Regions from separate parts of the Mus musculus genome. Here all the other regions are linked to region 1. Evidence: chromatin loops called from intact Hi-C (ENCODE). Cell type or tissue: heart. All regions are shown on one strand.

Region 1 (8,000 bases):
CTCGCGATTGGATTGGAGCAGATGCTGTGTTCCACTCACCAGAGGTCTTAGGATCCCATGGGGAATCCTGTGTGGTTCCTTGCGGGTGTCCGGAGACTCTGTGGGCAAGGCACCCCGGTGCTGGAGTGGACCCGAGGTTTTAAATTCTAAAAGCCAGCCTTCAGTAACACACTTCCACCAGCAAGGCCACACTCCCTAAGCCTCCCCCCAAAAACACCACTAACCAAGAACCAAGTGCTCAAATACACAAGTCTATGGGAGACATTTCTCACTCAAATTACAACACAATTTCATTTTTTAATAATTTTTCATTCAAAACCTTTTCTTGGATTAGCCAAAAAAAAGATGTAGATTGAATTTCTAAAATAATCTTCAAATTTTAGATTAATTTTTTATTATTTATTTTTATTAGATATTTTCTTTATTTACATTTCAAGTGTTATCCCCTTTCCTAGTTTCCCCTCCGAAAGTTCCCTATCCCCTTCCCCCTCCCCCTGTTCCCCAACCCACCCACTCCTGTTCCCAGTCCTGGCACTCCCCTATATTGAAGCATAGAGCCTTCACAGGACCTAGGGCCTCTCCTCCCATTGATGACCAACTAAGCCATCCTCTGCTACACATACAACTAGAACCACAAGTTCCACCACGTGTTTTCTTTGATTGGTGGTTTAGTTCCAAGGAGCTCTGGGGGTGCTGGTTAGTTCACATTGATGTTCCTCCTATGGGGCTTCAGACCCCTTCAACTCCTTGGTTACTTTCTCTAGCTCCTTCATTGGGGACCTTGTGCTCCGTCCAATGGATGATTGTGAGCATCCACTTCTGTATTTGCCAGGCACTGGCAGACACCCTCAGGAGACAGCTATATCAGGCTCCTGTCAGCAGGCTTTAGATTAATTTCTACCTGTAGAATAGACACCACAGAGAAGAAAGTCATCCACCTATCAGGAGCTCCTGACTCCAGATGGGGCTGAAGACCACAGGACTGGCTGAGACTGCACAGCCCCACCCCATCCTGTTTCTCCTTTGTAAAAAATGGCAGGTAACAATGTAACAGACCTACTGTTATCTGACTTGCTAGGAACTTCACACATACACAGAACCACAGTTTATACAGGTTTAAAACTTAGAATTTTTTAACACTAGGATAGTAGGAAGTGATGCATGTGTGATAATATCCACACAGTAAAGGCCTGGAGAGATGACTTCACAGTTAAAAGAATATATTGCTCTTGCAGGGGACCAGACTTTAGTTCCTGACACTTACGTTGAGCTACTCACAACTGCTTGTAACTTCAGCTCCAGGGGATCTGATGTCTTCTTCTGGCATACATGGGTACCTGCACACACATGCACTACACACACACACACACACACTTTTTAAAAATATAAAATAAAATCCAAAAATATGCTCACACCTGACATTGTGTACCATGTTTAAAAATTATGTTCTGTAACCTAGATAAATAAGCCATTTCTCTTTCAATATTTTCATTTTACGATGTGTTATTGGAATGTAACCCCAACATAGATCAAAGAGCATGTGCAGCACAAACTCAACAGCATCTGGAACAGTTTTGTTGTTGTGTTGTCATTTGGCTTTTTAATGTGGAAAGGTGTTTTGCCTACATGAATGTGTATGCACCACGTGTGTGCCTGGTGCCCACAGAGACCAAAACAGAGCATCAGATCTCCTGGAAATGTACTTACAGATGGTTGTGAACTGTCATGTAGGTCCTGGGAGTTGAGCCCAGGCCTACCGGACGATCAGCCAGTGCTCTTAACGGCAGAGTCATCTCTCCAACCCTGGGTTTTCTTTTGTTTTTAAGATCTTATTTTATTTTTATTTGTATGTATGCATGTAGGTGCACCAAATGTGTGCAGTACTCAGAGTCCAGGAGGGAGCCCCAAATCTCCTAAAGGTAAAGTTATAAGCAGCTGTGAGCAGCCCCAGGTAGGTGCTGGGAACAAAACTCTGGTCCTCGGCCAGAACTGCAGGTGAGTGATGCTAAGCCATCTCTCCAGCCCCTGCAGTGGTTTACAGAAAGGAAGCTGAAGCACAGAGAGAGGCTTGATTGTGAATTAGAGAGATAATAAGCTAGGACAGAACTGTGATTTATACCAAGGTAGATAGGTTCTAAAATCTGCTTCACAGCCACACCCATCCTCCCCCTGCTGGAGAAATGGAGCAGTCCCAAAGAGACCTTCCCTTGTTCTGGGAGGTGAGGTTGGGGGCAAATTTGAGGCCAGTCTGGGCAACAGAACAAGACTCTGTCTAGGGAGGGAGGCTAGCTCGATGAAGAGTTCTTCCTGATATTTAAGCATCCTCCTAACAAGAAGGCCAGCCCCTTCCTGGTTTAGCGAATGAGAATCGACCCTGCCTGATGTCACACACCATCCAATGCCAGTCAAGTTTTGCACCCTTGTCCTTAACTATGGACAAAAGCCAAGGACAGGGACTGGAGAGAAGGCTCAAATGGTCCAGTGGTTAAGAATGCATACTGACTGCGCTTGCTAAGGATCCAAGTCCTGTTCCAAGCACTCACACTGGGTGACTCTCAACTGCCTGTAACTCCAGCTCTTGGGAAATGCAACACCTCTGACTTCAATCATGCATGTGTATACACACACACATGTACTCACTCACTCACACACACACACACACTTAAATATAAACTTCTTTTTAAAAAAATGCCAAGAACTGCTACAGATTAGAGATGCTCCAGCATGAGAAGGGGCACAAAGCCAGGCAGAATTCCATAAACCAAACACACAACTGGGAAAGTGGAGAAGACGGAGGGAGAATCAGGAACATCTCCAGAAAGATAAAGAGGCTGTGACGGTGTTGGATGGGGTTGAGAAGAACAAAATAATCAGAGTTCTTAGAAAACTGGGATGTGATAGTCAGAAGTCACTAGGACAAAAATTCAAGGGATAAATTGGAGTAGACATTGAAAGCCAAGGTGAAGGGAAACGGAAGACAAAGGAAGCCAAGAGATCAATCCTAGAGGCCAGAGACAGACTTGGGAGCTTCAGGAAGCAAGCAGAAAGATTATGAAAGGAAAAAAAAAAAGTCTCACAGAACTGAAGGAGACGTGTGTGTATTTATATTGAAGAGGGGCCACTCAGGACCAGACACATAATGACAGAAGCCATCAAACTATATGCATTGTCCAATTCCGAACATAAATGATGTCCTCGGGTGTCAAGAGAGGTTATACACAAAAGGGAACATGACTCTGAAGGCACGCAGCCTCTCTGCCTCAGCTCTAAGTGTGCAAGAGGAGAGCCGGGCAGAGCATCCTGTCCTGCAGGGGAATGATTTCAACCATCAATCATCCAGGCAGAAGACAAATAAATCCACAGACTAGAATTCCCGGCTCCTGCCCCACTGCGGAACCAGGGGGTGGAGGCGGCAGGGAGGGGGGAAGGGGCCCAGAGAGAGAACCAAAAATCAAGGACACAAGAAAAAAGTCCGGAAGAAACCCACGGGACTGCCGGGAGGGGAACCCCTTCCTATAAAGGGGGAGACTTTGTAAACCCTGGCAGGGTTGTTGTGGAGTAATTCTGATAGAGCTTTGGGGAAGACAAAAAGCTACATTTTCTTGCTAGAAATGCTGATCATTGAGTTACCTAATAATAGTGCACCAGATACCCTGGGTAGGCTGGGCCTGCAGAGCAGCTAATTCCTTACTTACTCCAGCAGGAAGACAATAGATAATGTTTAATGTTGGTAAATTAGGAAATAGCAGTCTAAGCATGTTATTTTGAAGTATGTAGGGAAAAAAAAAAAAACAGAAAACAAGGGTGAAAAAACGGCTAAAATGGTTGCAACTGAGCGGATGGATTGGGCGAGGCAGGGATGACAATCACTCAATGAAAGCCTTCCTGCTTGGGCTTTGCATTTCCTGAAGCATTTTCACGTGCAGTATCTATCTCATAGGCACCTTCAAGAATTCCCGTCGCAGGAGAAAGAAATAAAAGGCCAGGAGGGACCATGACCTCTCAAGGTCACAGGTGAAGCCCAGACTACCAGCGCTAGCTCGGCCCCCACCCCCTCTGCGTTCCCGCACCGGTCGAAACAATTGGAGATCGGTTAAAGGCCAGCCAGGGTGTCGGACAGCGTGCCCTGTCCCTCGATTCCTCAGACCGTGTCGCCGACCTCGGCCCGCAGCGTGAGTGTGGGCGCGGCCTGAGTTCGCTGGGCCACTGCCCTGCGCCGACCGCCGCCGACCGCCGTCCGCCCTCTGTCCTTGGGAGGACACGCAGGGAAGCCTCGCGCAGTGCAGCAGCGCCCCCTGCAGGTCATCGAGCTCTGAGCTTCCAGCTGGCCCCAAACGCTCCGGGAATGGACCCTGACATGCTCCTCCCTGGCCCCTGCCTCGCACAGGGGCTGGGACCACCCCCTGGCCGCCTGTGAACCAGGGCAGACAGTGACAAAAGAGGTATCTTCCCCACAACTGCAAAATGTGTCGTTCAGCCAGACCCCTTCAGAGGACCAGTGCTGCGGCTAAAGATGGTGACAAACACCCGAAGATCTCAAAGCATGTGTAGCATGTGTAGGACACTGGCATCCACACCCTCCCAGAGCCCTGGATCTCATGATTTCTAGCGCCCTTCAAACTGCCCTCTTAAGAGTGTATGCTCCAGAAACAAGGGAAGAAAAATGAAAGGTCTTTGCCTCATAGCCCGGAACCCCCTGGATGACCTTGACCTTGGTCTAGTCTATGGGCATATCACCTCCAAGGGTCTTTGACTCCCCCAGTGTGGCCTATGTTCCTCGTGCTTATCAAATACTTCAACCGTGGCCATGACTGACCTCTACCGGCAAAATGAGTCACTACACCGGGGACCAGCCCCTAGGCCTGAGAGACCCCCTGTGGATCCAGCCCACAGGTTAGAGAGCCACGCTCTGTATTTACATGGAGAAAAATCTCCTTAGAGAGCAGCAGGACGAAAAGAAACCTAACAATCTTTTCAGCTTCGTTTTTCAAAGGAAGAGAGAGCCCTGCAGAGCTTCCTAGAAAAAGCCAGGTCTTCACGTAGGTTTTAGCAAGCTCAGCAGTGTTGAGATTAACAAGCAAGACCCCAGGAGTCCAACTATCTGGCTCTGAGTACCAACTTTGTCTCTCTTAGATTCTTTGAGTTTCATCAAATTACTAAAATTCTGTCTCAACTTTTGCTGCTATAAGTTAAGCTGATAATAGATAATTCACAGACACTTAGTGCCTGCGAATTAATTAACTACATAGCCATTCTATGAAGTAGGTAGTTACCAGGTAACAGTGAGGAACAGAAATGCCACACAAGAAGTAAGTCACACAAAGACGAAGGTACAAGCCTTCTGAATCCCTGCTTTTACTTGTCACAATAGGCTGGGATGCTACCAAGACCCCAGTTGTTAGACCCCAAGACCCCAGAGTCCTGGAGACTCTCTGGGCTGATGCGTGCAAAGTATTTAGAGTGGAGGGAGGAACGCAAGATGCTTTCGACTGTGTCTTTAATTGAGATGAGCACAAAATATCTGCTGCTATGCCCTCTGTGTGCCAGATACTGACTTGGCAACTTGGCTTCAGTAGTGAGCATCCAGGCCTACCATTGTAGGACTCAGGATTCAAGGTGCCAGGTAGTCCTGTTGGAAGGCCACCCCCTTGCAGCAAGTGCAGGCACATCACCAAGAGGGTAGGAACACCTCCACCCTGGGAGAGGAAGGCAGAACAGTTGTTTCTGGGGATGCTGGCCAGGCAGAGGTGAGATGGGATGGGGAAGGGGCCCCTAGGGCAGCCGTTCACCACACTTTGCCTTCTCACAAATTCTTTCTTTTATTATGTTTTTAATGTTATTAGAACTATGTCAGTTACACACACACACACACACACACACACACACACACACACATCTTCCTCCTTCTAGCTCATCCCAGGTACTCTCGGAATAGCAAATGGAGACCATCTTGGAAACCCACAAATGGATGCAACGCAGAGGTCAACAGATCGTGGGGATCCCAGCCCCCAACAGATGCATCTCCATCAAAGCTCGCATATCTACTGCTCAGGGAACATCTAGGAAGAGGGGGTGGAAAGATACCAGGCAGTATGCTGTGGAACAATGTCTCCTAGACATAGCTGTATAGACAGACTGGAACAGTGGCAATATCCATTAACATGGAAAGTTCTACAGGACTCCAGCCCTAGACAAAGAACTGCAGGCAACTAATGCCTGCCAGGAGACAGAGAATTGCCTCTACCCATGAATTCATTAAGTTCTGCTCTAAGGCCACATCACTTGCTATTTGGTTTGGAGTTACTAGTTCCAGAGATGGGTAGAGAACCACTCCTCAAACCCACTAAGATGCATGTGTTGTGCTTCACACCACTGTGTCCCAACCACTCAGGACATTGAGTCAAAAAGAATGCTGGTAGCTGGAAGCCTAGGCTACAGCCTGAGACCCAACACCCTTTCCTCCCAAAAAGCCAAGAAGGAATATTTATCCTTTGAAAGCCAAAGGCCCAGAATAAAGTCTCAGAAGGTCAGACCAAATGAACCACACCAGAGTCATGGATTTCAATCCACAGCAGAGGACCAGAGGTAGGCAAGCCACCGTCAGCCTCAAAGAGAGGTTCCCTGGGCAAGAGGAGCAGAGGAGCAAATGAACTCCATCATCCTTCCCCTGACAAATGAGGCTACTCTGTTGAAATTTGTGCACTGAGGCAGGAGGATCACTGTAAGTTGGAAGCCAGCCTAATCTACATAGAAACTTCTAGACCCTACTCAAAAACAAAAAACAGAAAACAAAAAACAACAACAACAACAAAAATGCCTGTTGGAGCCTGGAAGAGTGCTAACTGAATCCAAGCCACTGCCCTCGGGTTAATCACATAATTTCCTAGCAGCTCCTGACTGCAGGAGACCCCACAGAAGGGATTCCTCTGAAGAGTGACTAGAACTTTAGTGGCCCTCCCAAGAAGAATGGGAGAATAATTTATGAAGGGAAAGTGTCCTGACCAGCAGGACCCAGTTATTCGTGGGTACGAGGGGAACCACAAACCTGCAAGAGAAATGGGCAGGGGAAAGAGAGACCAAGGAGGATTCCTGTCAAGGTCTAAGTTTATTAGGCTGAAAAAGCCAGGTTATAAGCACACAGTGAGGGGGAACAGGGAGGGGCTGAGGGGGAATTAACAAAGAACAAAGAAGTAGACATCTGGGGACATGAAGGCTGAATTCTGACTGCAGGCACCCTGAATCTTATCTCAGGAATGTAGATTCCTCCTTAACAGCCCTGGGTGTCAAGCTGGGCTCAGCACATTACTCAGGTCCTTAGAAGTCTTGGGAGTCAGGAAGAGATAAGGAAGAGGGGACTATAATTCAAATTTTTGTTTTTGTTTTTGTTTTTTTATGGGAATTTCTTTCAGCTTTATTTCTTTTTTTCCATTTTTTATTAGGTATTTAGCTCATTTACATTTCCAATGCTATACCAAAAGTCCCCCATACCCACCCCCTCACTCCCCTACCCACCCACTCCCCCTTTTTGGCCCTGGCATTCCCCTGTACTGGGGCATATAAAGTTTGCAAGTCCAATGGGCCTCTCTTTGCAGTGATGGCCTACTAGGCCATCTTTTGATACATATGCAGCTAGAGACAAGAGCTCCGGGGTACTGCTTAGTTCATATTGTTGTTCCACCTATAGGGTTGCAGTTCCCTTTAGTTCCTTGGGTGCTTTCTCTAGTTCCTCCATTGGGGGCCCTGTGGTCCATTCAATAGCTGACTGTGAGCATCCACTTCTGTGTTTGCTAGGCCCTGCCATAGTCTCACAAGAGACAGCTATATCTGGGTCCTTTCAGCAAAATCTTGCTAGTGTATGCAATGGTGTCAGCGTTTGGAAGCTGATTATGGGATGGATCTCTGGATATGGCAATCACTAGATTGTCCATCCTTTCGTCACACTTCCAAATTTTGTCTCTGTAACTCCTTCCATGGGTGTTTTGTTTCCTATTCTAAAAAGG
Region 2 (8,000 bases), 1.6 Mb before region 1:
ACCCACCTTGCCTGGGCCACAGAAGACCTAGGACACCCTCATAAGGACCTTAGGACTTGAACCATCATATGATTGCACCTTGAATGTGTGACAAATCTGTGTGAAAGATGTTAGAAACATAGTAGTTGAACTCCCCTAGGGAAACAGTCCTGCTCATTACTGATCCCCAGTGCCTAGCAAAGAGGTACATATAGAATGGTAAATATCTGTTTTGAATTTCCTCCATTTAACACGTTTACTGGTGGAAGAAATGAAAGCCTGGAGAGGAAATTTAGTTACCCTGGCTGGCTTCTCTGACCACTAGTAATAACCTAACAGGGTCTTTCCTGGGCCCTTGTTTCCTAAAACAGTCCTGTGGGGCAGTGGGCTGCACACAGACAGCCTTTTTTTCTCTCACCACCTCACACAGTCCTAATATGATATAGGCTTTTCATTACTTGTTCCAAATTTCTTTTAGCTCATTGGTGGGTGCAACACACAGGTGAATTAATTATTGCTTTAAAGACATGGAGGCGAAGGCCAGTATGATGTCATAGCAAGACAGTGACCTTGGGCTAACACTTTAATGTTCCTCCAGCACCTGGATACCATGCTGCTGCTCTCTCTGAGATGCAGTAAAGATCCATGTTTATACACACCATCATCTTGGGATCCGAGGTGATCAGTCACACTCGATGATGATGCATTTGTTTTCAGGAGGCACTTCCAGGCTGGCCTGCAGTACCAGCCACAGTCTCTGGAGTCTGTCTGCCTTTATGATGATGCCTTGTCCAGGTGCCCTGCCATGCTGGTACCTTAACATTCACAGTGCTACTGCTCACCGTGGAACAGCCACTGACCATAAAAGCTGACATTTTGAAGATTAAAATGCTTTGGGTTAGTCGTGCACCTGTGAAATCATTGTTCCTTCTTGTCCCACTATGCAATCTAAAAATGAATTGTAGCATAGCCCAGTAACTTCTGCAGAGCCCAATAGCTTCCCCTCAATAACTCCTCCCAGTAAAAAGCCACGATTGGGTGAAAAACTCTCAGCTACTTAGGAATAAACAAACAAGGGGAGGCAGTAGTCTCGAAGTAGGGGTCTATTTGACCAGAGCTGGGGGTCTATTGACTCTCCAGGGACAGTGGGGGTTCCAGTGTAGAGGAAGTTTGGGGCCAGGCAGGCCAAGTCCCTCAGGTACTCTGTATGGGAGAGTAGGTACTGTTGGGTCATAGGTTCTGGCTCTGCCCCCACCCCCACCCCCACAAGTATGAAAGCTCAATAAGGGAATGGAATACCTTCTTTCCTGAAAGAAGGTAGTGACTGCTTCAAATGGCTACCTTGAGAACTAAGCCAATAGAATGCTTAGCACAGAGAGACAAAACACAACTTTCCAGGCACCTTCCCTATGCCATAAATATTTCCTTCCCACAATCCCAGGGGGCAGAGGGAGCCTCTTGCACATGACTTTTACTAAAATGCTTCTCCAAAGGCAAGAGAGCTTGGGATATTGTGGTTTGCCCTCAGCATACTGAGTAGACTCAAACTGCAGTCAATTTTTGTATGGGAAAACTCAAGAGTAGAGGTCTCTTTGCTTTAAGACTGGTTGTCCATGGTGGTGAAGACAAGTCTCTGCCCAGGACACCAGATGACCTCTCGGCATCTCTCTAACCTTCTGGGAGCCCCAGTGATCACAGAGTACTGTGCAGCCTGGGAAGAGCCATCAACCCTTCCTAGAAGCCAGTCAGGGCATGAAGTACTTATATCAACTCATTTTCTTCTCACAAAGACCCTGGGAGGTTTGTATTATTATCTCTATTCAGGAGGCTCAAGCCCAAAGAGGCCACAGTAAGTTGTCTAGAGCTACACAGGTTTAGAAATGAAACCAGACCCATGTCATTTTAGAGCCAGCATTTCTAACTGCCTGGCCCTATGCCACTTGCTGACCCTGCTTTTCTCCGCATCTGTGCTGAAATATATGACAATCTTTGAGGACAGCTAGAAGGATACTGTCTAGACATGCTTGCATTATCCTTGTGTCTGGTTAGGCCACAGGCAGCTGGATGCTCAGACTGTGTTTTAGGACCGAGTCCTTGGCTCTCATGAAGGATCACTGTGAAAGATACCCATGTCTCATGTGATCCATAGGCTGCCCTCTGCTGAAGGAGTACTCATGAACCAGAGGCCAGAGCCCACTCTCCTGGGCTTCCAACATGAATCTCTCAGACAAATGTCTTCTTAGGAGTTCGGTGCTGGGAAACATTCCTTGTTTCTTTGTGGTACTACATGCTTTTGCTTCAATTTGCCACAAGTCATAAATAAATTAGCAAATACATTCAAGTCACACTGGTGGGTGTCCTGTGGGGCCTTAGAACATGACTCCTTCCTTACCATAAAACTTCCTTGTAAGATGCACTATGAATAGAGACTCCTTGACGTCAGATACCCTTCAGCTGACTATACCTTACCTCGGCTCAGAGTCCCTTATCAGTGCTTAGACAAGAAGACCCATGTCTTTCCTAGGGGAGACAGAGGAGAGAATAGAGCACAGAAGGAAGTTCCTTCAAAGTGAAGGAGAAGTCTACAGTTTCCTGAAAGACTCAAAACAATGATATTTGATTCTGAATTGTAGTGCCAAGAAAAAAAAAAGGAGGGGGAGGGAAGCTTGGAGGGGGTTTTGAAAAGAGGACAAGAATAGCAGAAGGCCTGCCAGGTGATATGGCTGAAAGGGAGATGAACAATATCGTAGGGACTGCGTGCCACACTCAGGACACATGACTTCATTGACCCCTCAGTCAGGTACAGAGTCAGAGCACTAAGTAACCTTCTGAAGTCATCTCAATGGAGTGCTCTGGGTCTAAATGTGATATGAATACAAAGCACTAAGTACAAGGTAAGAGGGAAAAGAACATAAGAAAGAACTGAAGTCATGGGAAGGGGGAAGGGGGCTGAGTAGGGTTGAAGATGAGGGAGTGAACAAGGTGAGGGAAGGATGCAGACAGCCACACATGAAACATACATGTGTCTAAGAAAGCACCAAATAGATGAACAGACAAAGGTAATGGAGAAGAGGAAGAGAGAGTCAAAGGGATGGCCGGTAGGGGATAACGCTCATGCTAAGACCTAAGAGAAGTCAGGAAGTGCAAGCCTCCCTCTTCCAGATCCCCAAAGATAGCTGGGAGCTGGTGGTGGTGAGGGCAGAGCTCAGGCGGTAGCCTAGACAAAGGAAGGGGTTGTCTTCAGTCTTCTGGTGGGAAAAAAACTGGCTCTCTATGGTAGCCATGCACCCCAGGGCCAGGAGGGGGCGCTTCAACCTCAGGCAACTGCAAGGAAGCTGCTGCTAGAGTCTTCAGGTGTCTCTGTGAGCCAGGAGGGAAGGAGCCAAGCCAGGAGTGAGAAGCCAGATCTCACCAAACCCCCAATAGTTCTAAGGGTTCCTAGCCCTATGGCTAGCACTTCTCCCATGCCATCAGATCAGTGGACATGAGTTTGACACTGAAATTATTTGGGTCCTCCCTGGCTGTCCTCATGCCATCAAGAACCACCTCTGGGCCTGTCCCTGTCTCCATCTCTTCCAGATGGCTTTCTGTTCGAATGGGTAGAATGCCTCCCTCTTCACCCTGCATGCACCCCGACCCCCACCAAAAATCTCTCCCTTTGTGAGTGGAACACTTTCAGACCCACCTCTCCCCTACGCATTTGATCTGCACAACCTCATGTACTAGCTAAATCAGAGAGAACTGAAAACAGAGGGAGGCATCAGTGGTCTGTGGTCACGTGACCAAATAACCCCCAGCACTTCCCAGTCACTGAATTCTATTAGGCAAATCCAGGTCTCTTAACTCTCATCCCTGTTTTTTCAATTCCAGATTAGGGAGAGAGTGGGTTCCACACATGTGTATAACTGAGACCAAATGTGAAATCTCAGCCACCCCGAACTCCAGCCTCAGCCAAGCTCCAGCACTGTCTTAATGCTGACACTGATTACACTGTGACTTTGTCCTCATGAAATAATTTATTTAATTTAAAAAACAAACAAACAAACAAAAAGCTGTGCTGGTGAGAACAGATTTGGAAGTCTAATCCCAGCGAAATAACTGAGTACTCCAAACACATAGCTAAGAAGACTACTATTTCAAAACCACAAGAGCCCCCTAAGAATCTCAGAGACACCTGGTCCAAGCACATTGCCTCTAGTCTGATAGCCCAGAAATGAATAACTTGATTTCACCTAATACATTACTTGGTTAGAAAGAGTAACAATCGTGGTGCAATTTACTGAGTGCCTACTACGTTCTTGGCAATTGAACAGGCACTGGAGTATATTTCCCAGTGTTTGCATCTACTCAAAACACCCCTGTGAGGTAAGTATTAGAATGACATCATGGCAGATTAGCTGACAGAGAATCAATGCAACCAAGTCATTGGAGCCACACCACTGGTAAAAAGCAAAACCAGGATTTGCATCCGATCCAGCCTGGCTGGGGAAGGTGCTTTCTTCCTTACCCTGTTATTTAACATGCCAGCTGTGAGCTACAGTTCTGCTATAAGCTTCATCACTTTGTGTCTTCTCTTCAAAGACCATATTTTAGTGGGGTGATTAGAGGACGAGAACATGGGGAAGAAGCCCTATTAACCCAAGGCAAATCTGTGTAGACTGAGAGCTCTGGTCCTGAGCCTCCTCAGAGTTCCCTCCAGCTCCCTCCCTCTTTGGAGACACATCAACAAGCCAATCACGGCCATAGCCCAGCTAAAGGCCCTTGTCTCAGACAGAGCTGGCAGCTGCCTCCTCTTATTGGCAGCACATTTATCATCTTGAGGAAAATATTGACGGAAAGAAACCCTAGCCAGGCAATGTGTCTCTGCCGGGTGTGCAGCCTGGGGTGAGACGTGGTGTTGATTCTGAGGTTGTTCTATGGAGAACAGCTGGTGCTCCAGGAGTCTGACAAATTCCTAAGAAGGACTATGTCCAGCACTTAGTAGATGTCTAACAAATGTGAGTTAGATCCAAATTCAACTCTTTGAATGAAGTTTGATGGTTGAAGCTCTTTGTCCAAATCCATTTTTAATAGTTAGGATCCAAGGAGGGAAGTAGAGAAGTTTGCTCAAAATCATATAGCACATCAGTGGTTGATGACAGATTAGTAAAGAATGTGCTTTGTGAATCTCACATCAGAACACTGAGAAGGTCACTAGGCAAACTCCAAATTGCTAGCATGGTACCATGGTGCATCTGCCTAGCTCAGATGGCCCTGGGAGCTGTCCTGCCTTACCTGCCAGGGTAGGTGTTTCCCCTGGCACATTGCTAGGGAGTGGTGGTCCTTTGCCAGATGACCTCACATGATCAAGGAGGGAAGCAGAAGCAGCTCTCTCGGGGCTCTAGCTATTGTCTAGTCTGGTCTGCCTGCATGGACTTCTGCACCCTCCTCCTCCCACACTAGACCTTTGTGATGGTACTTCCTTGATACATCTCTTCTCACTCCTGGTGTCCCCAAAGCTGATCTAAACACTTTCTGTCTGCTCCACACTCCCCTCTTTCACTATACTGTACTAAAGTCACTCTCTGATTGTCTCTACTGACACATTTCTAGGTAGAGGTCAGGACTTGCTCTGTGTGCCCTCAGACACAAGCAAGAGGCTGGCATATAGGAGATGCTCAGGGAATCAATGCCCTAGTCCTGGATCCTCTTGTCATTATCCTATGTGCACAGGCTCAGAATGGGGCTGCCACATATTAGGCCTTACTTTGAACTTTAGAGTCACATAGAACAGCTTTATTACTCAGCTCTGTGGTTACTCTTTAGAGACTTGATCAATCAAAATCAGGCTCCTAAAAGAAAATCAGCTCCTAAAGGTCCCTACTCCAAGGAAAACTCCCCAATTTCTTTAACTCGTCTCTCATAGGCCATAGCTTTGGAAGGAGTGGCTAACAAGCCTGGTGGTTTTGTTTGTTGTTGTTGTTTTTCAAATATTCTAGTCTTAGGGCTGAAAGCTCCATATTACCTCTCTCATAAATCCCTCTTTGCAGTTTTGTGTCCCCCCACCCCCAACCACCACCACCACCATGGTCCTTCAGGTCCCATGTACCATTTTATTTGTGTCTAACATAAACTGATGGCCAGAAATGAAAACACTCTCTGGGCTAATGACAGTAGCCAGGAAAAAAGAGCCAGCACTACCTCGCTCCCCAGAGAAGCTTAAAGCTTCTGTCCACCTTTGGCAGCAGGGTAGTATATAGTGGTGGGGTTGACACATCCATTTTTTGCTCAATAATGCACTTAACAGTGTCAATTAAGGTGCCTAAACCTTTCCCCAGACCTCTATCTACTTTCCTGAGTTGCCTTTTTTTTTTTTTTTTTTTTTTTTTTGTCTAAGGGCAAAAATTATTTGACATCATTGTTCTACATTGTCTAACTAGAACCTCAAATGTTCCTAGTGGTTCTCAATTAAACAGTGGCTTTTAAAGCAGTTGTGTTGTGACATTTTGACAGTCCCTGTTGTCTTCTGGGCTGAACAAAGTTAAGCTCAAGGATGCAATTGGTTGAAACTGAGCTCAGGGAAAGCCTTGGCTTTGAGAATGCTCCCACATTTGTGCAACAAGAAAGTGGGAAGACAAGTACTTGGTGTGCACAGGTGTACAAGTGAACATGGGTGCAGACAAATAGATTTGGGCAACTTGGGAGTCAGCCAGGATGCTTCCTGCCTGCCAGCTCACAGCTGCAATCCTGAAACAATATAGGCTCTTTATCATCATCATGGTTTCCATGGAGCCAAGCTTGCAGCGCCACAAGTGAAAGCTGACAGTTATCACTATAAAGTAACTTTACAACTTTGTAATTTGTAGATCTCTGCTGACAGTAATATTAACAGCATTTCGAATTATGGTGATAAACTTGACAAAAGCAGATAAAACCTTCGAAACCTCCTTTTGGGGGGATGAAGGAGGCTTGGAGAATGAAGGTAATGGCATTTCAGTTTTCCAGCCAAACAGTGAGCATTCAGGAGCCAGGGCACACTTTGACACGAATGTGGGCGTCAACTGGTACAAGGCAAGGTGGCTAAGAGCAATCAGAAGCTGGTGTTGGTCAACAGAGCTGGGTCATCAGGGATGACAGACAGGTTAGTATCAGGGACCAGGCCTACAGGAAGGGGTTTCTGTAGGTAGAGAAAAATTAAGAGCTGTAGGAGTCCCAGCCTCTCTGGAGTTCATAAGCACAGTCCCTGTCCTCCAGGAGGACATGGGAGGGAAGAAGAGAGGATGGCAAGATGGTGTGCCAGGTGGAACTTAGAGCTGGACCTATTGGGATTTTAAACCCCAGCTCTAACACTTCTAAGCAGTCCTCTAGCACCCAGCACTAGAAAGTGGGGTCCCTAAGGGGCTCATGTGGAATAGTCCATGCTATCCTTTAAGTATCAGAGGCCCGTCCTGTCTCTTTCTAGTGCTCCCTTATCCTGCTTGACCCCCAGAAGTATGAACGTGGGTCACCATGATCAGCCTATTTTCGACAGGCCCAGAGGGTGGGGATGATTTTCTTTGAAGAGGTTTGATGTTTCGAATCAGACCAGACACAGTAATTGCTCAACTGAGACTGTTTTGTGACTAGAATTAATTGGAACTTCTTAATTTCCTGAGACTGACTGGGCAGTCTCTGGGCCTGCCAGAGTTCTCATATCTATGGTTCTATTATCTATATTCATCTATCTAGGAAGCCAGTGGAAACAAACAATAACAATGTTTTGTAACTGTTATTGCAGCATATTCAATGTGCTTCTTTCACGGGTCTTTCTCCCATGGTTATTGATCACTGCTTGTTCCTGGCCCAGCCCCAGCTACCGTGGAATGCTTGGACAGAGCATCCTTCCCCTGGCATCTGGCCTCTCTCCTGTACTTCTCCCTCTGCCAGGAAGGTGGCTCCACCCCCTTCTTGCCTAGTTTGCATCTATTCACCCTGGAAGTCTGAGCCCTGGTTTCTCTTCTTCTAGGAAGTTCTTTCCCCTCTGCTCCCTGATGACCCCTTCC
Region 3 (8,000 bases), 440 kb before region 1:
ATTCCAGATATTAATCTCCTGTTAGATGCGTGATTAATAAAAACATTCTCACATTCTGGAGGCATTTCTTCATTATACTGATTATTTCCTTTGCTGTATAAGTTATTAGTTTTATATAAACTTATTCGTCAGTTGCTGGGATTTCCTGCGATATTAGAGCCATTTTCATAATGCCTGTTCCCATGTTCTTTGCTTGACTTCACCCAGCAATTTCAGAGATTCTAATATTACACTTCTGTATCTATTCAATTTTAATTGATTCTTCTCCAGTGTGACAGAAATGAACCTAGTTTCATTTTTCAACATACTTATATCTAGTCTTCCCTAGCATCATTTCTTGATGATGCTAACTTCTTTCCAACATATGTTTTGACACCTTTGTCAAAAATTGGTTACTATAGCAAAATGACATTGTTTCTGTATTCTCTATTCTATTCCATTGGTCTACATATCTGTTTCTATATCAATGTTATCATGTTTGTGTTATATTATTGCTTACTGTGACTTTGTAGTAAAATTTGAGGTGAGGTGTTGTAAAGCTAACACCACTCTTTTTGCTTACAATTGGTTTGCTATTTTAGAGTCTTTCATGCTCCCATATGCATGCTGGGACTGGTTGTTGTTGTTGTTGTTGTTGTTTTTGTTGTTGTTGTTTGGGTTTTTTTCCTAATTCTATCACAAACAATGGAATTTTCTTTTTTTTTTTTTCTGAATCTGTAGATTGCTTTTGGGAATATAGCCATTTTGAAAACAGTAACTCTGCTGTGGAAACCATGGTAAACGACATCTTTCAATATTCAAGATACCTCAATATTTTCTTCAGTATTTAAAACTTTCATTATATGACTATTTCACTCTCTTAATTAAGTTTATTTCAAGATATTTTTAAGCTATTGTGAATGGAATATTTTCCTAATTTCTTAGTTAGCTAAGGTCATTATTGCTGCATACAACAGTATTTTGAGTTTTTGTATCTTAATATTTTGCTGAAAATCCTAATCAAGTTGAGTTTTCTTGTAAGCCTATAGGGTTTTTAAGTACAAAGTCATATCATTTGCAAACAGGGTAATTCTGCTTTTTCTATTCCTATTTGTATGCCTTTTATTTCTTCCTCGTTGCTCTAGCTAAAATTTCAAGCACTATTTTGAATAAGATTGGAAAACTGTTCCTGACTTTACAGCAAACAATTTAGTTTTTCTCCATCGGTTTGATTTATGTAATGTTTATTATATTGACTGAGTTCTTTCTGTTCATAATTTCTTTCATTAGAGCTTTTATCATGAAAGAATGTTGAACTTTGTCAAGTGCATTTTCTGCATCTATGTGTATGCTTTTCTGTATACTTATACATTCTGTATAAATGTACTGCATTTATTGATCTGCATATATTGAACCATCTTTGCATCCCTTCAATGAAACCATCATGGCCATGGTGTATAATTTTCTTATTATGTTCATGAATTTGTCTTGAATTAATTTTACTGAGAAATTTTGCATCCATATATCATTATGGATTGGCATTTGATTTCTTTATATTATATACTACTCCAATTTGGGTATCAGAGAGTTTTGGCTTCATAAAACAGGCAGGGTAGTGTTCCTTCTCTTTATAGAATAGTTCGAGAAGTATTTGTGTGTTATGTTAGCTTTTTTTAAACTTCATCTATCTTAGTAGTAAAATTGTCCAGCCCTGGGCTATTCTATATTGGAAGATTCTTACTGCCACTTCAATCATGTCACTTTCTATGGAGATATTTAAATTTTATACACTCTTAATTTAAATTTTATAGAACATATGTTTCTGTGAATTTATCCTATTCTGGATTTGCTAGAATATAAGCTTTTAAAGTTATCTGATTTTCTTCTGGATATCCCTATGGTATCTCTTATAACATTCCTCCTTTAACCTCTAGATTGGTTACATTGGCTAGGAGGTTATCAATCTCATCATTTAAAAGAACCAACTCATTACTAGAATTTTTTTAAAATATATTGTTCATTTTGTCTCAATTTTGTCATTTGATACCATGATATATAATAGTTCTTGCCATCTAAAGTTTTGGGGTTTGACTTGTTCTTGTATCTTTGAAAACTTGAATTACATAAATAACTTATTTTGTAGTTCTTTGTAAATTAAGCCCTCACAGCCATAAGCTCATTTTTCCTCTGGTGAATATGCTTTCACAATCATGTGACTCTACTTTTTTTTAAAGTCCTTCCTGATTTCTTCAATGATCATCTAGTAATTCAAATGGATATTGTTCAATCTGTACATATTTGTGTTCATGGTGTGGTTTCTCTTACTGTTAATCTTTGGTTTTATTACATATTGTATGATATTATAGAAGATATCATTTTACTTATTTTGTACCTGTTGAGACCGCCTAGAATGTGGTCTACTTTAGGAAATGTTCTAGGCCTGATTTAAAAGTATTTACCTGTTCCACAGAATATTCTATAGATATTTGTTAGGTCCATTTGAACCACAGTATAGTCTAACACTGAACTTTGTTCATTAGTTTAGTTTGAATTAAGTACCTAAAAATTAGAGTGAGGAATTCTATCTGGTTTTGTTTAATTATCTGCTCTTTTATGCCTATTAGTATTTTTATGAAGTAAAGATCCCAAATACTTTTGTGGCAGACAAAAATGGCAGAGATTTCCAGATATTCAAAGAGCACAGGCTCCTATGAAAGAACATATTTTAAAGTAAACAATCATTTCCCATAATAAAATACAAAACTAGAGAGTAAAGTAAAATTGCATAGGTGTTTTTTCAAAGCCTAACAATGTCTAATGACTTTAGCCTAAGCTGTGGAACATAAAATCAGCAGGGAATCAAATATTCTGTTTCAAATGCTATAACACTTTTACATAATTATGGTTATTTTTAAACTCTCAGACCTCTTCCCTATCAAAAAAATCTGAGCAGTCTTTTAGTCTGCACATGCAAGCTTTATTTTGAAATGTTAAATGCTGATCAAATACACAATTCACTTACCATCCTGCCATGAAATAACTAAGTGTGACCTTGCTCAGTAAACTGCTAGGCTGGCAACACTTAGGAGATGCTGATGTTAACTATCACCATTGAAACAGAGCTTCTCTTAAGGCTCAGCAAATTGTGTCAACTATTAGGACTCAGAGCCATGAGAAGCAGTGGGTACTAAGTGACTTGAAAACCCATGCTCAAAGCCCTGGTTCTGGTCCTAGGTGGTAGCTGAGTTGGTCAGCCTGCCAGCACTTTTACACCTCTGCCACCAGGGTGAGCTGTCCCACTTTGCCCAGGCAAGGGGTGGGGTCAGCCTTCACATTGTGACACACTACAGCTTTCATGGCAAGATTTTTTTGTTGTTTTGTATTCTTTTTCATTTATGTTTTTCTTTTTTGGAGGGGAAGGTAGTCTGCAAACGTGGGGTGGATATAAAGGGACAGGGAGGTGAGTGGGATTGGAGTGCATGTTGTGAAATTCACAAATAAAAAGTTTTTTAAATTAATTAAAAATTAAAACTAAAGTTTATTATCAAAGTGTGACTATTTTGCGGAACACGAAGAACAAAAGCAAAGGCAACATTGTAGTTTTACTAATTAGTGTAATTCTTTAAAACCTTATTTGAAAGTGAACAGAAGCAATAGAAGATAGAAAAAAGCCAATTATAATAAAAATTATCATCTTTCTGGTTATCATCTTGAAAAGTTGTAATTAGACTTTAATATATATACTTAATTGCTCATGTAATACCTAAGTCCTTATTAGAAAAAGGTGGGCTACAAACAAACTCAACCAATCATAAATATATAACATACATATAGTACATATGTATATATGTATGTATATATATGTGCACATATATATATTCAAATAATGTGTTCCCTTCCTTCCTGTTATCTTAATACTAGTGCATAGGACTTCTGTGAAAGTTTCCTTTAAAGCAGCCTCAGATTATCCAAAGAGAATATTTGAACATACATATAAGTGGTGTTTCATTAAATACTATTTGTATTTATCTGTTTCCTTCCCTCACCCCCAAGATTTTAGGTTCAGGAATGATAGAATAGAAAAGTCCACCATCCCTTCCGCTCGACTCGAGACTCGAGCCCCGGGCTACCTTGCCAGCAGAGTCTTGCCCAACACCCGCAAGGGTCCACACGGGACTCCCCACGGGACCCTAAGACCTCTGGTGAGTGGATCACAGTGCCTGGCCCAATCCAATCGCGCAGAACTTGAGACTGCGGTACATAGGGAAGCAGGCTACCCGGGCCTGATCTGGGGCACAAGTCCCTTCCGCTCGACTCGAGACTAGAGCCCCGGGCTACCTTGCCAGCAGAGTCTTGCCAACACCCGCAAGGGTCCACACGGGACTCCCCACGGGACCCTAAGACCTCTGGTGAGTGGATCACAGTGCCTGCCCCAATCCAATCGCGCAGAACTTGAGACTGCGGTACATAGGGAAGCAGGCTACCCGGGCCTGATCTGGGGCACAAGTCCCTTCCGCTCGACTCGAGACTAGAGCCCCTGGCTACCTTGCCAGCAGAGTCTTGCCCAACACCCGCAAGGGCCCACACGGGACCCTAAGACCTCTGGTGAGTGGAACACAGCGCCTACCCCAATCCAATCGCGTGGAACTTGAGACTGCGGTACATAGGGAAGCAGGCTACCCGGGCTTGATCTGGGGCACAAACCCCTTCCACTCCACTCGAGCCCCGGCTACCTTGCCAGCTGAGTCGCCTGACACCCGCAAGGGCCCACACAGGATTCCACACGTGATCCTAAGACCTCTAGTGAGTGGAACACAACTTCTGCCAGGAGTCTGGTTCGAACACCAGATATCTGGGTACCTGCCTTGCAAGAAGAGAGCTTGCCTGCAGAGAATACTCTGCCCACTGAAACTAAGGAGAGTGCTACCCTCCAGGTCTGCTCATAGAGGCTAACAGAGTCACCTGAAGAACAAGCTCTTAACAGTGACAACTAAAACAGCTAGCTTCAGAGATTACCAGATGGCGAAAGGCAAACGTAAGAATCCTACTAACAGAAATCAAGACCACTCACCATCATCAGAACGCAGCACTCCCACCCCACCTAGTCCTGGGCACCCCAACACAACCGAAAATCTAGACCCAGATTTAAAAACATTTCTCATGATGATGATAGAGGACATCAAGAAGGACTTTCATAAGTCACTTAAAGATTTAGAGGAGAGCACTGCTAAAGAGTTACAGGCTCTTAAAGAAAAGCAGGAAAACACAGCCAAACAGGTGATGGAAATGAACAAAACCATACTAGAACTAAAAGGGGAAGTAGACACAATAAAGAAAACCCAAAGCGAGGCAACGCTGGAGATAGAAACCCTAGGAAAGAGATCTGGAACCATAGATGCGAGCATCAGCAACAGAATACAAGAAATGGAAGAGAGAATCTCAGGTGCAGAAGATTCCATAGAGAACATCGACACAACAGTCAAAGAAAATACAAAATGCAAAAGGATCCTAACTCAAAACATCCAGGTAATCCAGGACACAATGAGAAGACCAAACCTACGGATAATAGGAATTGATGAGAATGAAGATTTTCAACTTAAAGGGCCAGCTAATATCTTCAACAAAATAATAGAAGAAAACTTCCCAAACATAAAAAAAGAGATGCCCATGATCATACAAGAAGCATACAGAACTCCAAATAGACTGGACCAGAAAAGAAATTCCTCCCGACACATAATAATCAGAACAACAAATGCACTAAATAAAGATAGAATATTAAAAGCAGTAAGGGAGAAAGGTCAAGTAACATATAAAGGAAGGCCTATCAGAATTACACCAGACTTTTCACCAGAGACTATGAAAGCCAGAAGAGCCTGGACAGATGTTATACAGACACTAAGAGAACACAAATGCCAGCCCAGGCTACTATACCCGGCCAAACTCTCAATTACCATAGATGGAGAAACCAAAGTATTCCACGACAAAACCAAGTTCACACAATATCTTTCCACGAATCCAGCCCTTCAAAGGATAATAACAGAAAAGAAGCAATACAAGGACGGAAATCACGCCCTAGAACAACCAAGAAAGTAATCATTCAACAAACCAAAAAGAAGACAGCCACAAGAACAGAATGCCAACTCTAACAACAAAAATAAAAGGGAGCAACAATTACTTTTCCTTAATATCTCTTAATATCAATGGACTCAATTCCCCAATAAAAAGACATAGACTAACAGACTGGCTACACAAACAGGACCCAACATTCTGCTGCTTACAGGAAACCCATCTCAGGGAAAAAGACAGACACTACCTCAGAGTGAAAGGCTGGAAAACAATTTTCCAAGCAAATGGACTGAAGAAACAAGCTGGAGTAGCCATTTTAATATCGGATAAAATCGACTTCCAACCCAAAGTTATCAAAAAAGACAAGGAGGGACACTTCATACTCATCAAAGGTAAAATCCTCCAAGAGGAACTCTCAATTCTGAATATCTACGCACCAAATGCAAGGGCAGCCACATTCATTAGAGACACTTTAGTAAAGCTCAAAGCATACATTGCACCTCACACAATAATAGTGGGAGACTTCAACACACCACTTTCTTCAAAGGACAGATCGTGGAAACAGAAACTAAACAGGGACACAGTGAAACTAACAGAAGTTATGAAACAAATGGACCTGACAGATATCTACAGAACATTTTATCCTAAAACAAAAGGATATACCTTCTTCTCAGCACCTCACGGGACCTTCTCCAAAATTGACCATATAATTGGTCACAAAACAGGCCTCAATAGATACAAAAATATTGAAATTGTCCCATGTATCCTATCAGACCACCATGGCCTAAGACTGATCTTCAATAACAACATAAATAATGGAAAGCCAACATTCACGTGGAAACTGAATAACACTCTTCTCAATGATACCTTGGTCAAGGAAGGAATAAAGAAAGAAATTAAAGTCTTTTTAGAGTTTAATGAAAATGAAGCCACAACGTACCCAAACCTATGGGACACAATGAAAGCATTTCTAAGAGGGAAACTCATAGCGCTGAGTGCCTCCAAGAAGAAACGGGAGACAGTACATACTAGCAGCTTGACAACACATCTAAAAGCCCTAGAAAAAAAGGAAGCAAATTCACCCAAGAGGAGTAGACGGCAGGAAATAATCAAACTCAGGGGTGAAATCAACCAAGTGGAAACAAGAAGAACTATTCAAAGAATTAACCAAACGAGGAGTTGGTTCTTTGAGAAAATCAACAAGATAGATAAACACTTAGCTAGACTCACTAAAGGGCACAGGGACAAAATCCTAATTAACAAAATCAGAAATGAAAAGGGAGACATAACAACAGATCCTGAAGAAATCCAAAACGCCATCAGATCCTTCTACAAAAGGCTATACTCAACAAAACTGGAAAACCTGGACGAAATGGACAAATTTCTGGACAGATACCAGGTACCAAAGTTGAATCAGGATCAAGTTGACCATCTAAACAGTCCCATATCACCTAAAGAAATAGAAGCAGTTATTAATAGTCTCCCAACCAAAAAAAGCCCAGGACCAGATGGGCTTAGTGCAGAGTTCTATCAGACCTTCAAAGAAGATCTAATTCCAATTCTGCACAAACTATTTCACAAAATAGAAGTAGAAGGTACTCTACCCAACTCATTTTATGAAGCCACTATTACTCTGATACCTAAACCACAGAAAGATCCAACAAAGATAGAGAACTTCAGACCAATTTCTCTTATGAATATCGATGCAAAAATCCTCAATAAAATTCTCGCTAACCGAATCCAAGAACACATTAAAGCAATCATCCATCCTGACCAAGTAGGTTTTATTCCAGGGATGCAGGGATGGTTTAATATACGAAAATCCATCAATGTAATCCATTATATAAACAAACTCAAAGACAAAAACCACATGATCATCTCGTTAGATGCAGAAAAAGCATTTGACAAGATCCAACACCCATTCATGATAAAAGTTTTGGAAAGATCAGGAATTC
Region 4 (8,000 bases), 1.4 Mb before region 1:
GACCAATCAGAGCTGGGGCAATGATTCCACAGAATAGAGGCTGAAATGTAAATCATCTGATTAGCTGTTGTGTGTTCCTGAGTCAGTGCCCTCACCTCTCAGAGCCTCCCTGTCCTCAGTGGATTTGCACTCTCTATCCTTAGTCTATAGCGTTTTCAGCATGAAGAAATGTTGGACTTTGCCAAAGGCCATTTCTACATCTAATGATATGATTCTGTGAGTTCTGTTCTTAGTCCATTAGGGCTAAGTAGAGGTTAGATGCATGTATTAATTATTTTTCTTGTCTTCGCAATAAAATACCAGGAAGTAGTGGGGGGGGGGATTTTTAGAAATGAAAGGTTCTTCACAGCAGGATATACTTCTCTTAGAATATCTTGTTTATTAAATGAGATTCCTAGATCAAGTTGTGGGTACCACTACTTGGTGACTTGATAGGCAGGTACCAAAGCCCTCAGTATAATACAGGCAGGCTCTTGCCATTCCTCCTAGTTGCCCACCAGAACTAAATTCCCAGACCCTATTGCTGAGATAGCTCACACATTTGTGGAAAGGTACAGAGAAACCAAGCTTGAACTGTGCTAGAAGCCTCCCTTGTGACTAGCTCACATGCTAACTTGACAAGCAAAATGAATCCATTGATGTAATTATAATGGCCTGACTATTGTGGGATCAACAAACTGCTTTCTGTTTTGATTTGAGCCCTTTTCCATAGGAAAGAATTCATCCTTGTGCTGAAAACATGCTCAAAAATTTAGAGGTGATATGCCATAGAGGAGAACTTACTGCTGTTTTTGTTGATGATGATGTTGCTGTTTTATTTTGTTTTATCTAAATTGACATGGTGCAAAATGGCCTTGTAAATATTTTTATGTTTTCACCTACAGAGAAATGCTCAGCCTTAATCAGAGAAACTACTCTTTGCTGTGAGTTCACAGACTCATGGCTGTTCAAGATGATAAGAATAAGTGATCATTGAATACTTAGCCTTAAACATGACATTTATTCTACCCCCTGTAAGGTTCAGGGAACATCCCAGATGGGGGCCAGAAAGAATATGAAAACCAGAATATAGGGAGAAGTGCTGTGAGATATTATGTCCAGAGCATGACACAGCCATGGTAATCATGACCTTACAACAGCTCCGTCCATCTTTCTGAGTCTCCACAAGACTGGGTATGTCAACAGTTAATCGTGGATGGGAAGAAGCTCATGAGGCCATACTACTTGCTAAACTATCTGCTGTTGTGTATGCTAGAGGAGAGGCAGTCACTACCTTCAGTTGTATCACTGGTGAGCCCACCAGGCTTTAGTGTAGTTCCAAGATCATGGTCACAAAGATGACAATGGTGGGCCATAAAACAAAGACAAAAGACAGGAATGTGGAAAAGCAACTGAGAGTAGGGAGCATTGACAGGGGTGGGAAGGGAATAAGAGTGCATTGAGATAAGATTAAAGAGAATACATCATATATATATATATATATATATATATATATGTATATGTATATATATATATATATATATATATATATATATATACAGAATAGATCATATATATGTGTATGTATAATGTATACATGTATGTACATGTATGAAATAGCCAAGAATGAGGAGCTTAACGATGGATCAAATAAAGAATTTTCTAGTCCAGTTGTTATTCCCTTCTTAATGAAAGCCTGAGGGGGGTGGGGAAGAGAAGAGGAATTGGAAATACAGCAGGAAGGAGCTGAGACACCCAGGACCAAATTCCTGGTACTACAGCACAGCTGCAGTCACAGAAAGATGGGCGATTTCAGAAAGAATAAAGCAAAACCCAGGCCAGTCCAATTAGTGATGAGCTTCAAGAGGCTCTGGCAGACTCCAGAACCAATATGGGGGTGGCATGCTGCAAAGCTTGGAAGTCTGCCATCCCAGCCTCCCACTGGGATGTTCAGGTAACGCTGAGGGAGTTGGAAAGGCTTTGCATGGTTGTCTGTCAAGTCACCCACATGGAGAGCATCACAGTAGACAGGAGAAGTCTGGGAAAGGCAGCGTGGGCTGGCCACCCACCCATGAAACCATAAGGGGAACAAATACTGTTTACCAACACAACCATCACCCTCTCCCCAGGGAGAAATGTATCCAAGGGACAGCTCTACCCATGACATTGACACTAGGCAGGTCAGGACTTGAGCTGCAGTTACTATATAACTGACCCCAAAAGCCTCAAAAGGTTATTTGGGCTGTGAAACATGCTGGTGTCTGTTACAGTGCTCAGCACAGGTAGACATCAGACACAGGTTAGTGACTACCTCCTTGGATTTGCTTCCTCCTCTTCTCTATTCCTCTTTGCTTTGCATGCAGGGAAAGAGGCTAGGGAGGATTGTAGTGCTCTTGCCAGGAAGTCCTCTAAACTCTGAGTAACAGCTGATGCTCTTGATATATTTCCTGCAAGCCAGGACTGTTAGAGGTCTTACCTCCACTTGCTTATATCATCCCTGTAGCCCTGATAGGTGTGAATCTCATTAACGTGTCTGTGATCACAGAGCTGATGAAAGGAAGAACCAAGGCCAGGTAGCTTCAGGATTCACACTACCAAACACCACCCAGCAGAGATACCAAACGCACCTATTCCTTCTCGTGGTTGTAGCTCCTTGCTTCTCTGATTCTTCCATTTAATCTTTCTATTAGCTCATCTGGCCCAGGGCTAAGTAGAGGTTAGATGCATGTATTAATTATTTTTCTTGTCTTTGCAATAAAATACCAGGAAGTAGTGTGTGGGGGGGATTATTTTGATTCATAGTTTGAGACTGGACAGTCCACTGCGGAGGGGAAGGCACAGCACCGGAGGCTGTGTGCAGAACTTAGCAGTGGGAATGTGGGAGCTGATTCATGATGACATCAATCAGGGAGCAGAGAGGGCTAGAGGCAGGATTAAACTCCAGTGGTAGCCCACGAGGCCATCCCTTACTAGATGAGTGTGGTTTACGTTTTTTTAACGTTTTAACTGTCTGTACAAATTAATTCCTTTCAAGTGTCCTTTTCCTCAATCATAAAACTGGTTGGCCATCATGCCTTTCTCCAAAGACTGCCTTTGTCAAATTCTTTGCCTCGTGTCTAAGAAGAGTGAGAAACATGGACAATAGGGTGCAGGGCAGATGGAACTTTAATAAGGAAAACCAAAAAAGAACTGAGAGCAGTGGGAGGAGTGCCATGGAAGGGTCAGGTCCGTGCTGCCATGCTGTGCCTGGTGGCCTTTATGGACCTGATTGAGAAAACTGACAGAAGTTGGGATAATCATTATTGACATGGGTCATATTTTAGCACATCACAGACCAAGTCAGTGAGGAATCTGTGTGCCCATGCCTGCCTCATGACCCAGCTGTAGAGGTGAGCACTGGTACTCATCCTGTCGGTGGAGCATAATACTCTATATAACCAGCCTCTGGTCTGCTATGAGTTTGACTTCTGGGAGATAACTCCTGTCTCACCAGCACTTTACACAGTAGGGGTTTGAGGGTTGTTGATGGGAGGTGGTCCTTTCCTTTCACATCCTCCCTTCTGCAGCATCATCTTGCATTGCCCATTCAACCAATATCCACCAGTTAACACTCTGTGCCAGGCATTAGGACCCCAATGGAGATCATGATGATAAAGATGTCTGTCATCTCTCAGTTTCTCTCAAAACTCCCCTGACCCTTATTTGGACCCCATAATGCCATCCTACATACACCATTTGTCCCATCACTTCATAGACTGTCCTGTCTCTATGGCTTGTTAATCTGAACAAATCTCACTTGGTTCTTCTTGCCTCTCTCTAGCTGCAGCTCTTCTCCACCTGATTCGATCATCTCCATTCAACAATTACACCACCAAAGATTTAGAAGGAAAGAGACTATTCTTCTCAGAGCCCATGATTATGTCACTTGCAGACTACAGAACTCTATGGCGGCATGTCACCAAGATTCTACACTTCCCCGTTCTTGACCTAGAGAAAATCCCCTGCTATAAGTTGCCCATGTTAATTCTCCCACATTCCCAGAGATACGGGGAGCCCTGGGATTTTTTTTTCCAATTGCATTCTCTGAGCTGCTAAGAAATGCCCACATCAGACTAATCACCTTCTAAACAAATGGTATAGACAGACAGGGTGGGGGCTGACCTGGCTGCACAAGCTGCTGTTTTCAATTTAGAGGCCATGCATTATTTACACTGCCATTATTCCCCTCGATTTGACTTCACGCTTTAGCCCTAATTTCAGTATAATCAAAACCAATGAATATTTAATCAGAATTGCTTCCAGAAATTGAGTAATGCCATTAACATAATGGCCCCCAACTTCAAAGCTGCTTTCCTTCAAATGCCTCTGACCTACACCTTTCCACATGGCCCTCCAGGTACCCAACTATATTTCAGAATGGAAGGGAACTCAGAACCCAGATCTGTGATAAACTTCCTTCCGGCACCAGAAAAAAATGGCCAGCACATCAGCAGCCCCAACTGTGCTGGCCCTAATGAAAGAGACTCAACCAAGTTCTATAGGTGAACCTCTTTTTAAGGTACCTCCTTTTAGAAAAAGCAGCAAAATGTCTGGGAAACTGAATTATGCTCTGGGTGTAGGTATGCCAGGACTCAGTTGCTCTTCACAGAGCAAGACAAGAAGACATCCAGCTTTGGTCCACTAGCATGAAAGGCAAGGACCTCACCAGGCCTAGGTTGGTCCTGAAACATCAAAACTCCTCTCACTAGTCCAGGACTGATAGAATGACCACGCCTTGTGCTGCCACCTGCTGGTGACTTCCAGCATGATGCTTCCAGAATTCACTCTTTTGAGGGTGTGGGTGGGGACAGAGAAAGAAATCGTGTTTGTTTTAGGACCAAGCCAGGTACCTGGACAGCAATTTTGGAATGTGGGCATTATCATTTCCATTTTACAACAGGGAGAATGAGGCTAGTAAAGTGTGGTAATGTAACTGTCAGAGAAGGCAAGATGCGGTTTAGCTCACATCTCCTAATCCTGGCCCAGAGATTTTTAAATTTTTTTCTAGTGCTCCAAACACCACTATAAATAAGTGAATTTCTAACTAAGGGACTTTAATACTGACCAGACAGATAAAAGGACAGATGGAGGTTTTGTGCAGTTGCCTTGTAAGCCTGAAATTGCTTGCGTGTAACATTCACTCACTCTATTCATTTCTGAGGCTTGATATACTCCTAAGAGGTGAAAAATTACAACAATGACAGATACGACAGAGAACCTGAAGGACTTTAACACGTGTGGAGAAACATCCTGGGGCTGGGTTGATGCAGAAGGCGGCAACCTCAGAGGTGTTGAAAACAATGGATGCATACAACACAAAGCACAAAGGACTTACCTGGTTTACTGCTCCTTAGCCAAAGCCAGAGCCTAATTCTGGTCACATTTGGATCCCTCAGCTCAACCTCATTCCTAACCTTGAATCCAGTTACCAAATGAGCCCCTCTCAGAATGACTGCTGGGATTGGGCTGCATCTCTATGTAGCCTGAGATAGCCTGCACTCTGGTTTCGCTTTCCCTCCCCTGTACTCCAGGCTATCTAGGCTAATTTAGGGGTGTCTTTAGTTGGGCCCTGGGCAGAGAATGGCCACTGGGCTTGAGGCAACTTCAAGGGAAACTCCATGGAACAAAGCTCAAAGAAGCATGAAGCATCAGTAAGATGGCCTGAGCTGACCAGCTAGGCTGTGATAAACGCAGGGAGTGAGTGACCAGGAGGTAAGGCAAGAGAAGCTATTGGGGTACAGTGGTGAGAAGCACAGAGTGCACAGACTGCCCTTAGCCAGCCCCGTGCTTTTGACCCAAAGGCAAAAGAAACCACCCAAAGCTACTTACCATGTTGACTACAGAAACTAGACTGAACCAGACACTGGTCCTGACACACACACACACACACACACACACACACACCAAGTCCTTCCCCTATCCCTGCCCCCATCCCCTGCTGTAGTAGGTTCTTCTACTACTTGTATACCTAGGTTAGATCCAGTGGCACTTCTGTCCTTTAGTTCTGTCTAATCTATAGCATCCCTGTGTGTTGTGAACCACAGATTCACATCTCCTTTCACAAAGAGGAAATGAAGGCTCCCTTAGGAGGGAAGCTTTGCCTAGGAGGAGGGCCTGGAACTGAGCAGGATCCTGGTTTCAAATCGCTCCTACTATGTCTGGCATCATGCCAGGTACTCTCATCCTACCCTCACAACGACCAGGCCATGTCATTATCTCTGTTCTATGGAGGAGAATGCTAAGGCCCAGAGACACTTAGTCACTACCCAAAGTCACAGAGCAAATATGTACAAAGGAGAACAATACTGGAATGTAGGTCTAGATGATCCCAGAACCCTGGCAGCTCATGAGAGCTGGTCTTCCTTCTTTGCATTTTGAAGGTAGGATAATTCATTTAGCTGCCATGGGAAGGGAGGATTCTGCTGACCACACTATTTCCCCACACCCGGGTTCTTCTAGTCACTTAAACCTGACTCCAGAAAGATGTTACTTATCTGTAGCTAGACTCACTGTCTTGACAATGCGGACTTGGCCTCATTTCTGCCTGTGTTATTTAGAGCTCAGCATAAGGCTGGGGCTTTGGGATCAGGCAGAAGGCATTTGCCTCCTGGATGGCTTCTTACTGCTCTATAATCTTAGGCATGAACAAGCCCTCTGGACACTGCAATTCTGCTTTCCACAAGCAGGGAAGAATGGTGCCTACTCTGCACAGATGCTGGAAGAATACAAAATAGCAGCGCATGGCAAGAACTCAATTAATCATTGCTTGACAATTGCTTTTCACATTTATCTTGTGTCTCTCTCTGTACCAGGTGCTGTTTGCTGTCATGCTCAGGTTCCATCGGCCTCCCTCAGAGCAACACAGTGCCTACCTGCTAGCATGTGCAACTGAGGCCGACCTCTGACCTTTAGAACCACTCTGCCCCACCCCTTCAGCTCTCTTCCTTCCCCACAGGACTAGACCTGGCAAGAAAGGAAGGTTGCAGAAGTTATCACTCCTGCACAGGAGGGGGCGCTGCTCCCTGGCCCTAACCTTAATGGGAACTCAGGTATCAGCTTCATTTTGTGTCTCAAGTTCTTTATTTGTAAACAGTGGAAAATAATCCCCATCCTTCTAGTGTCTTGGCTGCTTCTAGTGTCAAATTGGCTGATAGTTACTACATCGCTCTCAAACTGTGACTATGTTGCAGGGTTTATGATGACCACTAGCATCTGCTTTCAAAATAGCATTCTACTCTCTGTCCTGTATGTGATGGTTTACCTTAACACTTACCATATTTTCAGCATCCAGTAGATGACAGTTCCTGTACTGGGTTAGAAGTAAAATAATCTGAAACTACTAGAAGAAGCAGACATGAATGAATGAATTAATGAATGAATGAATGAATAATGAGTAAGAAACATGTAAAATTACCCTTCATTGAAACATCTGGATGTTGGTATGGTAGCTGGCTAGTAATACTTAACATAGAACCTTCTGTCTTTCTATCAGAAGCCCCACAAAGACACATGGGATAATAAAAGCTGACAAAAGTGCTACATATCGTATTTGAGGATGGGGCAATTTTATGTCTGCTCCTACAGCAAATCGTGTGAAAATCCACTTTCCGTACATCCTGCTCCTAGGTGTAGGATGTGCTGAGAAGTGAAGTGGGAGTCTCTGCAGAGGACCTGCCTTTGAGCCGCAGGGCTCCCATCCTGCTGCTCTAGGACTCTGCGGCTCTCCTGTCTTCTTGAGCTTCTACTGAGAAACAGATCTGAGCTGTGGCCTCAACAGGAAGCAGAAGATGGCTAGTATCCACAGGCACAGAGAACATTAAAAGAAGGACTTGTGAATATAAGACAGGAAGTGCTTGGAAGAAGTGTTTGCTGGAGAAAGGAGGGCAATGCAAACTGTATGAGAAAGTCAACTTCAGGGGTGCGGTGGAGTGGTGGTAAATCACCCTCTTAGCAGATCTGGGGGACATAAACTTGGACTTTAG

What was found. Peaks named below come from ENCODE experiments on the same cell type or tissue, not always from the same donor. Only the 100,000 strongest peaks of a DNase experiment are listed, where the experiment ranks them.
Region 2: it touches region 1 in a loop (12-fold over the local background); 13 of 42 quality-filtered maps call a loop at or near these places.
Region 3: it touches region 1 in a loop (5-fold over the local background); 5 of 42 quality-filtered maps call a loop at or near these places.
Region 4: a loop joins it to region 1, with 9 times the contacts of the local background. A loop is called at or near these places in 3 of 42 quality-filtered maps.

The regions. Positions count from the first base shown.
Region 1 is chr4:110,047,372-110,055,371 of GRCm38, reverse strand. No RefSeq gene overlaps it. Among named protein-coding and RNA genes, the nearest start is that of Dmrta2os, 72 kb to the right of the region's middle. In heart, CTCF peaks have their summits at 2,184 (motif pointing left), 4,299 (motif pointing left) and 4,856 (motif pointing left); a DNase peak (open chromatin) is centred at 4,321; H3K4me3 peaks cover 1,054 bases; H3K27ac peaks cover 1,410 bases.
Region 2 is chr4:111,621,900-111,629,899 of GRCm38, reverse strand. The region is part of intron 11 of Agbl4 (ATP/GTP binding protein-like 4); the gene reads right to left. Among named protein-coding and RNA genes, the nearest start is that of Spata6, 94 kb to the left of the region's middle. In heart, no CTCF peak of the experiment used is centred here; a DNase peak (open chromatin) is centred at 4,779.
Region 3 is chr4:110,489,822-110,497,821 of GRCm38, reverse strand. All of the region lies in intron 2 of Agbl4 (ATP/GTP binding protein-like 4), which reads right to left. Among named protein-coding and RNA genes, the nearest start is that of Agbl4, 96 kb to the right of the region's middle. In heart, a CTCF peak has its summit at 3,253; no DNase peak of the experiment used is centred here.
Region 4 is chr4:111,492,896-111,500,895 of GRCm38, reverse strand. The region is part of intron 6 of Agbl4 (ATP/GTP binding protein-like 4); the gene reads right to left. Among named protein-coding and RNA genes, the nearest start is that of Bend5, 82 kb to the right of the region's middle. In heart, CTCF peaks have their summits at 4,771 (motif pointing left) and 7,025 (motif pointing right); a DNase peak (open chromatin) is centred at 4,745.